Linked DNA regions of Homo sapiens: region 2 is linked to region 1. The links are chromatin contacts, found by Hi-C or POLR2A ChIA-PET in ENCODE. All regions are on one chromosome and are shown on one strand. The core of a region is the stretch at or near the end of the contact, and the rest is flanking DNA. Distances in the headings are between cores, read along the strand shown.

Evidence for each region. Hi-C counts contacts between places; a loop is a spot of excess contacts on that map. ChIA-PET counts read pairs that join two places held with the same protein, here RNA polymerase II (POLR2A). Pooled maps may share reads with other maps.
Region 2: a loop to region 1 is called in a map of heart left ventricle, with 3 times the contacts of the local background. The contact joins the enhancer-like site here to the promoter of COL4A2 in region 1. A Hi-C loop is called at or near these places in 29 of 168 maps with a recorded cell type or tissue (Caco-2, MCF 10A, Right ventricle myocardium inferior and 15 more) and 16 of 50 pooled maps. POLR2A ChIA-PET finds 5 or more read pairs at or near these places in 7 of 52 experiments (AG04450, H1, MCF 10A and 2 more).

The regions. Positions count from the first base shown.
Region 1 is chr13:110,301,370-110,308,533 of GRCh38, forward strand. COL4A2 (collagen type IV alpha 2 chain) reads left to right here and starts at 5,915. Exons shown (of 48, transcript NM_001846.4): 1 at 5,915-6,159; 2 at 6,491-6,578; 3 at 6,700-6,754. The coding sequence starts at 6,535. COL4A1 (collagen type IV alpha 1 chain) reads right to left here and starts at 5,788. Exons shown (of 52, transcript NM_001845.6): 1 at 5,575-5,788. The coding sequence starts at 5,658. RefSeq lists enhancers at 5,544-6,377, 6,378-7,164.
Region 2 is chr13:110,260,044-110,267,207 of GRCh38, forward strand. All of the region lies in intron 1 of COL4A1 (collagen type IV alpha 1 chain), which reads right to left. Among named protein-coding and RNA genes, the nearest start is that of COL4A1, 44 kb to the right of the region's middle. Within about 2 kb of position 4,013, at least 15 of the 41 ENCODE cell types and tissues checked have a DNase peak (open chromatin) inside an H3K27ac peak, as active enhancers do; they include ascending aorta, gastrocnemius medialis, heart left ventricle and 4 more, where a contact is called at or near this core.

The DNA.
Region 1 (7,164 bases), core at 4,665-7,164:
CTGGCAAGTGTTGGAACCAAGACACAAATGACAATGTAACTCCAAGCCATGTGGCAGCAACCACAACCAGCACCGCTCGAGTGCTTACTTCATGTGCACATGCTCTCCCTAGACATGGCGACTACCCTCACTGTATGTATTAGAGACTCCAAGCTCAAAGAGATTACAATGCTACTGAATGGCAGAGCAAGAATTGCAATTTAGGCTGGATTTTTTAAAATCCAGATAGTCAACAATATTTCACATTACCACTCTGACTCGAGAGGGGATCACGTGGAAAAGGGGCAGGCTGCGAACTGTTTCAGGAGCTTCAGTGGAATGCGTGCTAGCCGAGGGAAGACGAGAGGACACTGCAGGCCGGGGAGCAGGAGAAGATGAAACAGCTTCTGTGGAATGCAGAGATTATCCTTCCTTACAGTTACCAAAGCCGTATGTCGAGGAGTAGCAAGGAACGAGGCCAGAAAAATTTGACAGATCCGTACCACAAAGGGAATGCACAGCCAAGCCAAAAAGAGGGGGAACCCCAGTGAGATAGTAGGTGGCCATGGCAGATCCTGAACCAGCAAGTCTATGACCATAACTTAGGGAATTGAGGGCAATTAGCCTCTCACAGCCTGAGGAATGGGCTGGAGAGCACGAGAGCTGGGAGGAGGGGCAGGGCCATGAGGGTTCAGTGGTGATCCTGGCACAAGGCAAAGAGAGCTGGAAGGGAGTCCCAGCCGTGGGAAGGGAAAGCTGCGGGCACCTCTGGGAAGCATCCAGAAAGAAGTAGGAGACTTTGTGACTGAGCAGATGCAGAGGATAAAGAAGAGGAAAGGCTAAAGCCTCATAGTCTCTGGGCTCTGTACCCAGAAACATCAGAGGGCACCAGGACCAAAATGGCAGAGTCGGGAAGGGTTGTCAGTCCAGGTAAAAAATGAGTTCAGTCCTGAACATATTTGCTCAGTTTGAGATCAAAGCAAGACAGCCAAGGGGAGGCGTCGCGTGGAAATGTGAAGACGTTGAACTGGAGTTCAAGAAGGAGTTCTGGAGTCCCCTTCAGGGAGTAATGGTGCATCATGGAGCAGACCCCCAGTGGAAGTTAGAGAGTGCAAAGAACAAAGAGAACCACGCAGAGCTGCCCCTGCAGCTCACCCACACTGAGGGGCATGGGAAGAGGAAGAAGACAGAAGCAGAGACACGGAAAGAGCGCTAGGAGGGACCCATGTCCCAGAGTTAGGACCAGGAGAACAATGGAGGGAAACGAGGCTGGAACCAGCTCACTGTGTACCAGACTATCAAAGTCTTCACCCCAAAGTCATTCCTACAGTGTCAAAAGACTCAGAAGAAATTCACCATTAAAACATGCTCTGGTTGACATCCCTTTTCATTGTATGCATAAGAATGGTAGGAATATGTCTTTTGTATTGTTCTATAGTTGACATTTTTTCATGGTTGCTTAATAATAGCAGGAAGAACAATGCTCTAACATTATTTTAGGCATTCTATTGTTGCTTGAGCTGACTCTAGCCCAAGAACTCAAAATACCAAACCTCCTTGTGAGACATTTTAATGAGGTTAATCCTTCTTCAATTTGGGGAACAATTATTATAACAAATATCATAGAATTCATCAAAACCACTGTTGTCATTTAGCCACTTCTTGATGTTCTTCCACTGTCTACAAAGGTTTGTCTTAGATCATCACTGGTGGGTTCCATTTGTCTGCAAAATCTTTACCAGCTCTTAACTAAATAACTGAACTTGTTATGACCATCCTTGCCAGTTCTCAGAAATTTGCCAACAGCCTTGTTAATGAATAATGTAGGGTTTTGTGAATTCCCTCATGGCCTGGCCCAAGTAAGGGTAGGTTTTCTGGGTCAGTTCCTAAAGGCACTCCTGACTAGAATCAGTCATCCATGCCGCAACTTTCCAAACATCCCCTGCCTGCCTACCTGCCACCTCCGAGAAAAGGGACAGGACCACATACTGGGGCCTCAGTTGGAGCTGGGAGCTCTTTTTTAACACTGGTCTCCTAAACCCTGCCCTTCCAATTCTTTCCACCCCTCTGAGAGCAAAGTTCAGCCACCAAGATTGTTAATCACAGAAACAATGACATTTTGGTATCTCAAAGGAGCAAACTTGAAGGTCATCTTTCAGTGCAAAGACCCTTAGACTTGAGAGCAGACAGGCAGAATGACCATGTCTTCTGTGTATAGTACACCATCACAGTGCACATGGAAATGACATGCTGGTGTATAGTTCCTATTTCTCCCTCATATTTCAGAGGCGGAAGCCCCTCCCAGAAGTTTCCTCTGAGTTCCCCAAAGCTGGATTCAGTGTTCCTATAGCCCTTCGATTCCCCTGATTGTGACATTTACCAGCCTGACTTGGATTCGTCTGTTTCTTTTCCAATATTTCTCACCTGACCTTCCTGAGGACAGAGAGTGGGGGTGAGTCCCTGCCGCATGGCCAGCACCTGGCAAGGTCATGGCAGGAAGGAGGTGTTCCCGATGTGTGTGTGGAATGAAGGAAGGCACAAACGGGTCCGTGTGAGGAAGGGACAGACCTGCCAGGGAAACTGAGGTATAGAGTTTGATGAGTACCCCCAAATCATCTGCTTAAAAGCAGGTATAAAATGTAAGGTCCTCTGGTGCCTAAAGCACACTCATCCTGTGTACACGTGACTATTAATAATATATAGCATTGATAATTCTGTGAATCTAGTCAGAGTACATGAACATTGTGTCTTCTGGTTGGTCTTAAAGTTATGTCCCTTCACCCTAGTCCAATTCCATCTATTAATATAAAGAGCTTGCAGATATAAGGAATAGCTTCACCAATATCACTCCTGAGATCCTGGGCGATGCTGCTCTTGTTGGGACTGATTCAGAAACCAGCCTTCTCTTCTAAACTACATTTCCAGTAGAACATGGTCCATACTTATATGGGAATGAAATCTCACTTAGTTTGAACTCTAGGTCATTCAGTCCCAGAGGTGGTGACTAATGGTCAGGAGATGACAGTATTGCTGGACAAGCATCACCACACTGAGGGGAAAGTTCACGTTTCTAATCCTGAGAAATAATCTGTTAAGAAGCATCACACAGAACCAGCTAGAGGGGAGTGTGAAAGCTGCTGCAGGAAGGGTTCATTCCGCCCAGTGCAACTGAGTGACTAAGAGTAGAGGGTGCTCACAATCAGAACACTGCTGGCACGTGTTTGTCTGGAGCCTGCAAGCTATTCCTCCTTTCTTGCTGAAGAAAAGTGGAGGAAGGGAGGAGCGGGGAGTAGAGTGGTAGGTTCAGCGTGGGATAAAATCAATGGTTTAGAAAATCCACCCATGAGTACGTAAACAATATGACCATAGCAGATACAGCAAATACAAAATTAAACAGCCTTTCATGAAGAAAAAACAATAAGGGCAATTCATGCCTGGCACACAGCAGGTGATGTCTGGATGTACAAATGCAGGTGAAGTGTGATTCAGACAGTGCAAAGGAGAGGTAAGCCAACAGTCACTTCCACTGGCTTCTGAATGAGGATCTGATCAAATCCACAGCATCTTATCATTCAAAATGTGCTTTTAAATTATGTTTTGCTTGGATCAGTATTGAAGCTATTTCAGTGTTATGGTACATCTAACAGCTGATTTTGGAAGGAGGTAAGCCAAAATGTTATTGATGGCATGAAAAGTGAGACAAATTTTAAAATTAGGCAGATTCAGTTTTTAAGTGATTTTCTTGTATACCCATACATCATCTGCACATTAAGCACTTTTCTCTAATTAAGCCAGGGAAAATACAGAGTAATGATAATATCTGTGAGGTCAGCTGTGATCAGAAGTGCCCACAGGCTGCATCTCTTAAAAACAGTCCATGGCACCTCAAGGGACACTGCAAAGACAGTGGCCGGGAATGTAATTGAGCTTTAGGAAATGATTAAAGGGAAGTAAAATCATCTCCAACTCAACATTAATGCGTTTGATTTCCCGGGTGAGAACAGGATTTGCGTAACTGAGTGGTTCTTTCTTTCTACAGTCCTGGATGTTTGGAAAGCCAGCTCTTACAGTTAGCTTTCTTTGCTTTGCTAACATTATCCATCAGAAAATCGAAATGCAAACAGCTCCTATTTCCCAATGAAGAACTTTCTCTGATTTACCTTACCATCATCAGGCTTCACCATCTCACCTTGGAAGCGTTCAATCTTTTGGTCAATATTTCTAGACCAAAATAAAGTGCTCTCAAGCCTGTTCTTTGGAAAGTATTTTGTCATCATTACCAAAGAGTGTTTAAATAACTGGCTATGAAGTTTGGGGAGACTGGGCTGGGAGGTACAATCTGAAGTTAATTGCTGATGTAATCATTAGTCCTTTCAATACCCAGTGGAGAAGCTGCCTCCAGGGAGATAAGCTCTCAATTAGGAGACGTGTGTGTATATCACCAGTTCTCTCTGGCATGTAACAGTTAACAATTTCTATACAGTTAAGTGGATTTAGTGAGTATCATTCTTCCAGGAGAGAAGTAAAATTTTTTTTTAAAGAGGAAAACAAAGAACAAGATTAAGAACAGTAAAAGAATAAGTATGGAAAATCTGGTAAGTAGCAAAAATCATTTTTAAGCATTTGAGGGAGAAACTGCAAAATCTGTTCAGAAGCCACACCTTCCGGCCTGTGGGACTGCATGGCTGTGACACTGAGCAACAGCTGAAGTCTTTATTCTCTCGGAGGGGAAGGAAAAAAGGAAACAACAGTCAGTCCAGGCTTGTCCACGGCTGGAAGCCTCGACTCCTGCAAACCTCCTGCAAACCGATCTCCCAGATCCTTTCTGGGCAAGCACATAACCAAAGGAAATGAAAACTAGAAAAACAATTTGTGCATGGAACAATGACATGGAGTTTCACTTTGGTTTCATGCTCAAATATGAATGTGGTTATAATTTTTTAAAATATATATTAATAGAAGGCAACGAGTTGAGGATGGTGGCTTCTTCAAGCCGGGCGTCCAGAAGAGCCCCACTTCTGCCTTGGAGCGCGCCTTAGGCAGCAGTCGTGGGAAAGCTCAGATACAGCTGTTTCCAGGCAAAGGGCCCAGAGCTTTTCAGCCTCAGCCACCAGGGTCTCCAGACAAGGAGAAATACGCCCAAAGCTGCTCCCAGGGGCTAGGAGCTCGGAGCTCCCAGTGTGGGTCTCTGAGCAGCGCGGGGTGGGCGCTCCCGGCCCTCCAGCCCCCAACTCCCTCGCGCACCCGGGACGGGTGAAGGCGCCCAGCTGCCGAGCATACCCGCGACGCGGGTTCAAATCCCGCCGGCTCCCAGGCACCCTCACCCCGCCACAGCGCGGGCTGTTTCTCCTCCCTTCCCCGGAGGAATTCCTTAACTCTCCAGTACCCATACCATAACAAAGGAGGCTCGGTCCACCAATGCGCGATCGTAGCCTACAGGGACCCCCAACGAACCCCGGCCCAGAGAATGCACCTGGCCGTGCCACGCGCGACCCCCGAGGGGCAGGCGGACGGGTCCAGGCGCGGACAAAGGGGCCTCTCGGGGCGCCCAAGCTCGGGGCGGGACGCCGGGAGCGGAGCTGGCCGGGAACTCACCTTCGCAGCGGCCCGGCTGTGCTCCTCGTGGAGCAGAAGGGCGGCGGGCAGCAGCAGCAGCCAGACGCTGAGCCGGGGCCCCATGGTGGCGCGCCCGAGGCGGCGAGGGACGGCTGCCCGGCGTGCGGGGGCCGCGGCGGACAGCTAGCTCTCGGAAGGCCGGACTTCCAGCGCTACGCACCGTCCCGGGTGCGGCGGCTCCAAGCGGAGACCTGAGCGCGGCGGGCCGAGCTCCCCAATTTGTTGGCGCTGCCCCCTCCCCCCCGGCGGTGCGCGGGCGGCGCCTCAAAGGGGAGGACCCTGCGGCGCGGGTAAGAGGCGGCGGGAGCGCGCGGCCCGGGAGTGTGGCTGCAGTGCGCCGGGACACCAGGGCTCCGCGCTCCGCACTCAAGAGGCTCCCGCGTCCCAACCCCTCGCGCCCGCGCGTTCGCGGATCCAGGCCGAGGACCGAAAGGGGCCGCCCGAGCCCCCGGGGCCGGCGCCCAGAGAGCCCAGCAAGGCCGGCCGCCCTGCCGGTGTGCCGCCGGCGGGTGCTTCTGGAAGGGCCAATGCGTTCGGGCAGCAGCCCCTGAAGCCGAGCCCGAGGTGAGAGCGACCCCCGAGCGGCGCCCAGACCCTGGCCCGAGAGCACCGACTTGGAGCGCCTTGTGCAGGCTAGGGCTGCACGCTCTCCTGCTTGGGAGTAGAAAGGGGGAGGGTGGGAGAGCGAAGACCGAGCTCCTCGGCCAAGGAGCACCCACAGGGGCCTAACGGGAGGCTCTCCTTCTTTCCGGGTCGTGGGGGGGACGGCCCTCCGGTCACCCCTGCATGCGGGCCGCGCACCGCGCTGTCCCCGCGTCTCGCGGACCGAGACCGGCGGTGAGGATGGGCTGCCTCCCTCATCCTGCGCTAAACTCGCTTTGTCTGTCGCCTCTAGGCTAAGTGGGACTGACCGGGGCCCAGAGTGGACGAACCGCCAGCATGGGGAGAGACCAGCGCGCGGTGGCCGGCCCTGCCCTACGGCGGTAAGCGACTTTCTGCCTGGTCCCCGTGGGTCACGCGCGCATGGACCCTTCGGTGTAACTCTCGGGGACTGACAAGCCGGGCCCGCACGTTCACGTCTCTCTTCCTCCCTTTCCCATGCAGGTGGCTGCTGCTGGGGACAGTGACCGTGGGGTTCCTCGCCCAGAGCGTCTTGGCGGTAAGTCCTGGCTCCCGCGCTTGGACTTGCGCGCCCGAGAGTGGTTGGGACGTTTGAGTGGCCTTGGAGAAGGCAGCTCGTCCGTGCGCTCCCGAGTGTGTGTGTGCGTGTGGATGTTCGCCAGGCTGCCCACCAAGGTTCTGAGAAAGCTTGCTCTTCCCTCATCATGCTTTCCACCTTTCCTTCCCCTTGGGTTCCCAGCGTCAATCCTGTGTTTTGCAAGCGTCGGCCTTTCACGGGAACTGGGAACTTAAAATGTAGCCTGAGGCACCGTTTTCGTTGCTTTGGGCAAAGCTGCAGCCGTAGAGGCCAGGAAAGTGTGTCAGTCACTAGGCAGTGAGACGCCAGGCTTAGGGCGAAAAAAGTTTTCCTGGAACTCGGGAGCTGGTGGGGAGTCTCTGTCACGGACT
Region 2 (7,164 bases), core at 2,763-5,262, 43 kb before region 1:
AGCCATTCTTCTATCTCGTGCCATCTCTGCTCCGTGCCACCTGTATTAGTCTGTTCTCACACTGCTAATAAAGACATACCCAAGACTGGGTAATTTATAAAGAAAAAAGGTTTAATGAACTCACAGTTCCACATGGCTGGGGAGACCTCATAATCATGGCAGAAGACAAAGGAAGAGCAAAGCCACATCTTACATGGCGGCAGGCTAGAGAGCTTGAGCAGGGGAACTCCCATTTATAAAACCGTCGCAACTCTTGAGACTTATTCGCTACCAGGAGAACAGTATGGGGTAGACTGCCCCCATGATTCAATTACCTCCACCTGGCTGCACCCTTAGCACGTGGGGATTATTACAATTTAAGGTGGGATGTGGGTGGGGATACAGTGAAACCACATCACACCATTACAGGTAACCTCTCCACACAGGACAGGCTTGTGACTTACTGAACTCATAGATCCCTAGTAGTCACAGCCAACTAAAACCAAGTGTCACCACGGCAAGGGTGGTACAAAAGGCCATCTCCGGCCCAAGCTTTCTAGAGATGAAGACGGAATGCATGCCTCTCGTGCTGACATACAGTATGACATTTTTTTTCTGTTTAATGGGTACTGAGTCTCAGTTTTGCAAGAGGAAAAGAGTTCTGGAGTGGATGGTGGGGACGGTCACACAACAGTATGACTGTACTCACAGCCGGTGAACTCTACACTTAAAAATGGTCAAAGTGGGCCGGGCGCGGTGGCTCACGCCTGTAATCCCAGCACTTTGGGAGGCCGAGGCAGGCAGATCACGAGGTCAGGAGATGGAGACCACGGTGAAACCTCGTCTCTACTAAAAATACAAAAAATTAGCTGGGTGCGGTGGAGGGCACCTGTAGTCCCAGCTACTCGGGAGGCTGAGGCAGGAGAATGGCGTGAACCCGAGAAGTGGAGCTTGCAGTGAGCTGAGATCGCGCCACTGCGCTCCAGCCTGGGTGACAGAGCGAGACTCCGTCTCAAAAAAAAAAAAAAAAAAGGCCAAAATAGTACATTTTCTGTTATGTGTATTTTACCACAATTTTAAAAATGTGAAAAAGATTTGTTCACCAATTCCATGAACTCCCCTTACAGCCCCAATGTGGTCACAGCAGAGCTCACCACAGGAGAGGACAAGAGGCAGCCTGCTCCCCAGGAAGGGGGAATGGAGCCCCCACACACCGCCCTGGCGCAGGAAGCCCCCCGACCCATCACAACTTCACCCAGAAGGGACTGCCTCTGATGGAATTCCACAGCCAAGCTATTAGCTCTTGGGCAATTTTGGATTCTCTCAAAACAACATTTGAAGTTGCTTCCTTTCCACCTCTCGGATTTGGGAGCCTGCTAACTCACTGGTTTGCTGCTGCGTTCTCCTGAAGTGCTACCGCTGTTTAGATTTGGAGAGCAAAAACCCCAGTGCTGCTTCTGTGGCTTCCCAGCAGCCCAAGGGCTCCCTAGCTTTTAGATCAAGTGGAGTTCCTCAAAATTTAAGATTCAAATTACTGAAGATAAGAAGGAAGACACAGAAGCGATGGACTGCCCAGGTTCCATCCCTCCTAGAGAGAACTCACATCCTGCTGTGCCCAGGGAACCGCACCCAAGGGGAATTCCTCAAGCCATCTGGGGATTTGCATCAGAGCTGAGGGCGCTTCCTGTGAGCTGCCCAGGTGGAGACAGTGAGGGAAGCCGCGCAGGGGCAGGGGCTCTGCCAGACATTGTCTCCTAAGGACACTCTGCGTCCTCTGCCACCCCGGGCCTGGTGCAGTGCCTGCCACTTGTTCATTCAGAGCTTCTGCAAGGCCAGAGCAGAGCCGGGACACCGGCTGTCCCCCGGTGACAGTGAGTGACTCATTTCGAGGCCAGCACACAGTGGCTGCACAGGGCAGGTGGGCACAGGGCAGGTGGGTCCCAGCTGTGACCGGGCGGGAAGCTGGGAAACACTGGGTCCTATTTAAAGGGAATTTAGAAACATGCAGGAGGCCCATGCTTCCATCTGAGGGTTTAACTGGGTGGAGTGTGGTTTCTTCAACGCCACATTAGGGGAGGAATGGAAAGAGGACCAGTGTTTTTGAGTACCCCGTGTGCAGTAGGAGCTTCAGAAACAGATTCCTGCTTAACGGTCACCGCACCCCGAGAGGTGGGGGTCACTGCCTGAGTCCCACAGGCAAGGACCGCGAGGTCTGCAAGGCCAAGAGCTTGCCCTGCACCTGCCCGCCAGCAAGTGGGGGGCTGAGACCGCCCAGGGCAGGACCCAGCGCCCTCACCCTCCACCATCAGCCTTCCCAGTATACAACATGAAAAATGCAGCTACTACTTCAAAATGCGTCTGCCCTCCCAGAGTGGTGGTAATTAAACTGTCCAACTGGAAGCTGACACATATTTAGAGCAAATCAGAAGGCAAAAGCATTTTTCAGAAGTTCCTTTCATGTGCGTAACTTAAGTATGGGATTTTAAATCTTACTGATCTTCCTCCTCCCTCTTAATTCTACTTTTTATTTAGGCAAAAATCTCACAAAGATCAACAATCTCGGAGTGCTTTTCATCCCACATTCCTGCTACTGTACAAGAAGAGGAAGCATGGCCCAGGCTTTTAACCCCCAGGGTCCAGAGTTCATACAATGGGAAGGAAAGTGAAACAATACATGTTTCAGGGAAACACGCATCTCCTGATTCTGCTGCACTGATTAATCCTCCCTGCCTGGAATTTCCAGCTGTCCTGATCTGCTTCACTTCGATGTGTTCCCCAATGGGTCTAAGTCTCCTTCATGATAACCTTCCAGTTTACGGCTGTATTTTAAAACCAGTATTTCATTTCAAGGGCTGCAAGGAGTCCATCAACACTTGTGCCCTAAAGGCGGCTGCTAGCACTGATCCCCCAAGGACCTCGTGAGCTTAGAGGAGCTCCTGAGTGTGTGGACCAGAGTTGGACACCATAAATTGTGCATCTGAACTTGGATCAAGTGAACCAAATTTCTCCAGAGCAGGCAGGTAGGTCTAGCTGGCTGAACCCTGTCCGCTCTCCAAACATGCCTGGAAAACTCCCACGCAGCAGAAAGCAGTCAAGGAACTCAAAGCCAAGAATACACAGTGTATCCTCTCCAGTCCAAGCCAGAGACAAACCACCCCAGACCAAGGAGAGACAGCTGTCTGCAGTGAATTCACGACGGCCTTGGCCTCCAGGAATGATGTCACACCCCTCATGAAATACTTCAAAATCAGGAACGGAGGTTCAGATAAGACAGAATACAGCATGTAATCAAGAAGTATTGGGAAAACCACCCAACCCTTTACCATGTCAAGCACAAAACAGATTACTAAGATAAACTGAGCCCCACCACGCCCTTACAGACCCACTTTGAAAGATGCATTAAAATGAGCAAGCTGCGTATTATTCTTATTATTATTTTAAAATTTTGGCATATGGGATCTCGCTCTGTTGCCCAGGCTGGAGTGCAGTGCTGTAGTTGTAGCTCAGTGCAACCTCAAACTCCTGGACTCATGCGATCCTCCTGCCCCAGCCTCCCAAGAAGCTGGGACCACAGGCGTGTACCACCATGCCCAGCTCCTGTGTTTATTTTTATCATCAAAATGGAATTTGATGCTATCTTCTAGACGAATGAAAAAGTAGATTTTGCCTCTTGTATGGATAGTAACAGTTCACCAATTATATATTAAATGAAAATGTAAATTTAATCATTAAATGGCATATTATTTTATAGATCATTTCTTACAAACACTTATTAGGGCTCTCAAATAAACTTTAAAGAAATGTAAGTTTAGGCTATCAACATTAGGGCCAAGTAAAAATGAATTCCTCATTGTAAATAAAGGAAAACCTAAAATTAAACAGCTGAATGTTTACTATTATTTAAAAAAGAAAAAAGTAGGCCAGCATTTTTTCAGAGCCAACACATCTGTAAAAACTGTATCAAAAGAAAAAGTTCAGGACATCCTCATCCCTCGCACTGCTTGGCAGGAGAGGGCTGCTGCGGCAGCTGTGCTCCCAGCCTGCTCTGAGACACTGCTTTCCAACACACACCCCAGACTGCGTCCCCAACCCCTCCCAGCCAGGAATGAAGGCTGAACGGGGAGGAGGCATTCCACACCCACCCCTCAGGAGTCCAGGTTAATTATTTCTGAGGTCAAAGGACCGCAGACTCTGGTCCTTCTTCATGGGAGGGAAAGACATAGACTTTAAGGAGTTGCAGACCTCATAAAATGTGTATTTTCAGCTCTCAGAACCCTGTTTGCCATTCCCAGTAGAATCATTCATTCTGTCCTCTGGAGTTAGCTGAGTCAACTAACCTGGCTGCAGGTTCCCTCTTAAAACTCAAACTTGGCAACCACCCTCCTAACCCCTACCTGCGCCCAAAACCAAATCCAAATTCCCAATAATTCCTAAGAACAACAGAGGGAGGACGGTAGAAAGATAAGGGAAAAAAGGAGGGAAGGAGAGGAGGAGAAAGAAGTAAAAGGTTAAAATAATGTATTTCAATGGATGCACATTCAGGCCTCATGCTTCAGAATCTACCAAAGAATGCCAACTCTAGTTCCATACTTTAATTAAATCCAAAAGGTTTTAAAGAAGGAAATTGTTTTGACATGCTACTTTGGCCCAGTGAATCAAAAGTATTAAATAATATTCTCTCCCTCTCCTCTCTCTCTGTCTCCTCCTTCCCCGTCTCTTTCTTTCTCCCTCTCTTTTTCTCCTCTTTCCTTCCATCTCTCCTTCCTTGCCTTCCTCTCCCCTTACTCAGGGGTTGATGGGGGGATTGAAGGCCACTGGAGCTCCTGAGCTGACAGGGCCAATGGCCCCTGCACCACGTGATCCCAGGGCATTAGGCTCTGAGATCTGGGACATGCTTTTTACACTTTCCCCATTGTCTCTCACTGTGTCTTAAGAGGGCTTTCTTCCCCTCCTTCCCTGTTGCTGGATCGCCAAGTGCTGCTGCAGCTCAGCCCACCTCGGCTCTGCAAGATGCTGGGCTGTGGGCGCCGTCCCACCATCATCGATCGGCCTTGACTGCTAGAGACCTTCTCGCTGCCTTCTCCATTCTCCCTTAGGCTCCAAATGTTTCAAGTGATCTGGGAATGAGTGGAGTGTGACCTCACTTCCTTTCAGACAGATGAAAGAAAGGATAAAGAAAGGTAGGGAGGTAGAAAATCACAGAAAGAGGAAAGAGGAAAGCGCCGACTGCAATACGATTTTGGTTTATTTTCCATATGCAGATTTCCTAATTCTACGAAGGCAATTTGAGTACATCACAAAGCCAGAAAAGGTGTGGGGTACATTCTAAATAAAGAAAAGTATTAAAGTAGTCAAAAACAAGTCTCACACAGTGTTGAGCCTGAGGCACCCTAAACTACAGCTGTGTGCAGTCGCATTCATAGCGCACAGCTCAGGCTGTGAACCCAGGAGAGACGACACATGTGCTTTCACCAGGCTTCACAGCGCGTGAGCCTGGGATCAGGAAGTGTGTGACGCTGAGAGTCAGGGGAGCTGATTCTGGTGACAAGGACACAGCCCAGCCAACTGACTCCACACAGGTGGCTGCAACCCCAAACCAGGGAGCTGCATGCCAGTCCTGGCTTTCAGGAAAGGAGATCCTATGCACATCCTATGAGGAAATGTGGCACGTAAAACGGATTTGTTATCTACGTCACTAGGTGCCTTCCTGGAGGCCTTTCTGCTGCCAGCAGTCTTGGGTTTGGGAGCTGCCCGTAGAATACAATGGAGTTCCTGAAGATGATGTGGCAGTCATCGAAATTCCACTCCAGCCAGGGCCATTCTTTATCCCCAGCACGAATTTCCACTGAACACTAGACTCTAAGAGCCCGCGGGAATTCCTGCGCATCTCCCCAGACTCCACCATGCCTGCTGGGATGATGATGCCTGCAAGTGTGTGAGGGCTCCCAGCTCAACCGTCTGCGGTGTCGTCACTGAGAGTCCTGGATGGCCACCACGTGGAGACAGATGCGGGTGGTGGCGGTCCCCAGACGCAGATACAGCAAGCAGGGGGACTGAGCCAGCAGCCCGCGCGGGGGGTGCCGCATAACCTAAAGAATGAAGTCATGCCCCGGCCTGCACCCGGGAAACTGCACACAGCGAAAGATCGCCACTGAGATAAAGAGCTGAAAGCTATTCCCCAATTCAGCTGTTTCAGCCGTGCGGTCTCACAATGGGCTCACAGACGGCAGCATCCACACGCACCAAGCTCCGGGCCAGCCGAAGGGACGCAAGGGGAACTGGCAAGCCACCGTTCTCCATGTGGGGAGACGGACGTGTCACAACCCGCCTGGAGTAGTTCCAACTCTGTCGCCACGAATCCTAGCTCAGGAAAAGCAAGAGAAGGCTGCCAACCCCCGGTCCTCCAGCCCTGGAGTCACGCTAGCAGAAATGTGGCCACGGAGCTGGATGGGGGTAAGAAAACCTTAAAACTCAAAACTCATCTAGCAAAAGAACAGCAGCCCAAAGAAAGGCAGGGCAATGTGGGGCCTCAGTATACGTCGCGGAGACCAGATGCTGACTTGGGGAAACACACAGGGCAGTGCTAGGCTAACTGGCACAGTGAGCGTGCACTGGACATGGGATATAAAATTGCAACAATGTTACAATTCCTGAACTTAATAAAGGTATCATGCTTACGTAAAAGAAAATCCTTGTCCTTGGGTCTAACGCTGACATGTTCAGGGGCTAAGGGAGATGACCTTTACAACTTAATCTCAAATGGCACAGCAAAAAACAAGAGTAATATGGAGAGGCAGTAAAACCACGAATGTGGCAAAATGTAAGCAATTGATGACTCTCAAGTGGAAAGCATGCCAGCGTTTATTTGCATACTTCCTGACACTTTTCTAGAAATTTAATTTTTAATCGAAAAAATGTTTAATCAGGGTAATGAGATTTGAGAAAATTTGAAAGGAATCCAAAAACTTAAAAAAGGCATAAGGCAGCAGAGTTGCACTCTGCCAGGGACCAGCAGCCAAGGGCAAATGTGAAGCAAGCCTTTTTGAGCAGATAAGGATTAATCACAAAGGAAACCCACAGCGAGGGCAGCGGCTGCTGAGCAGAGCACAAAGAGCACAATGAGCCCACTGGAGAAAGGATTTCCGGTCACCCAGTGGGCCCTGAGCCTCCCCACCATCCACACAG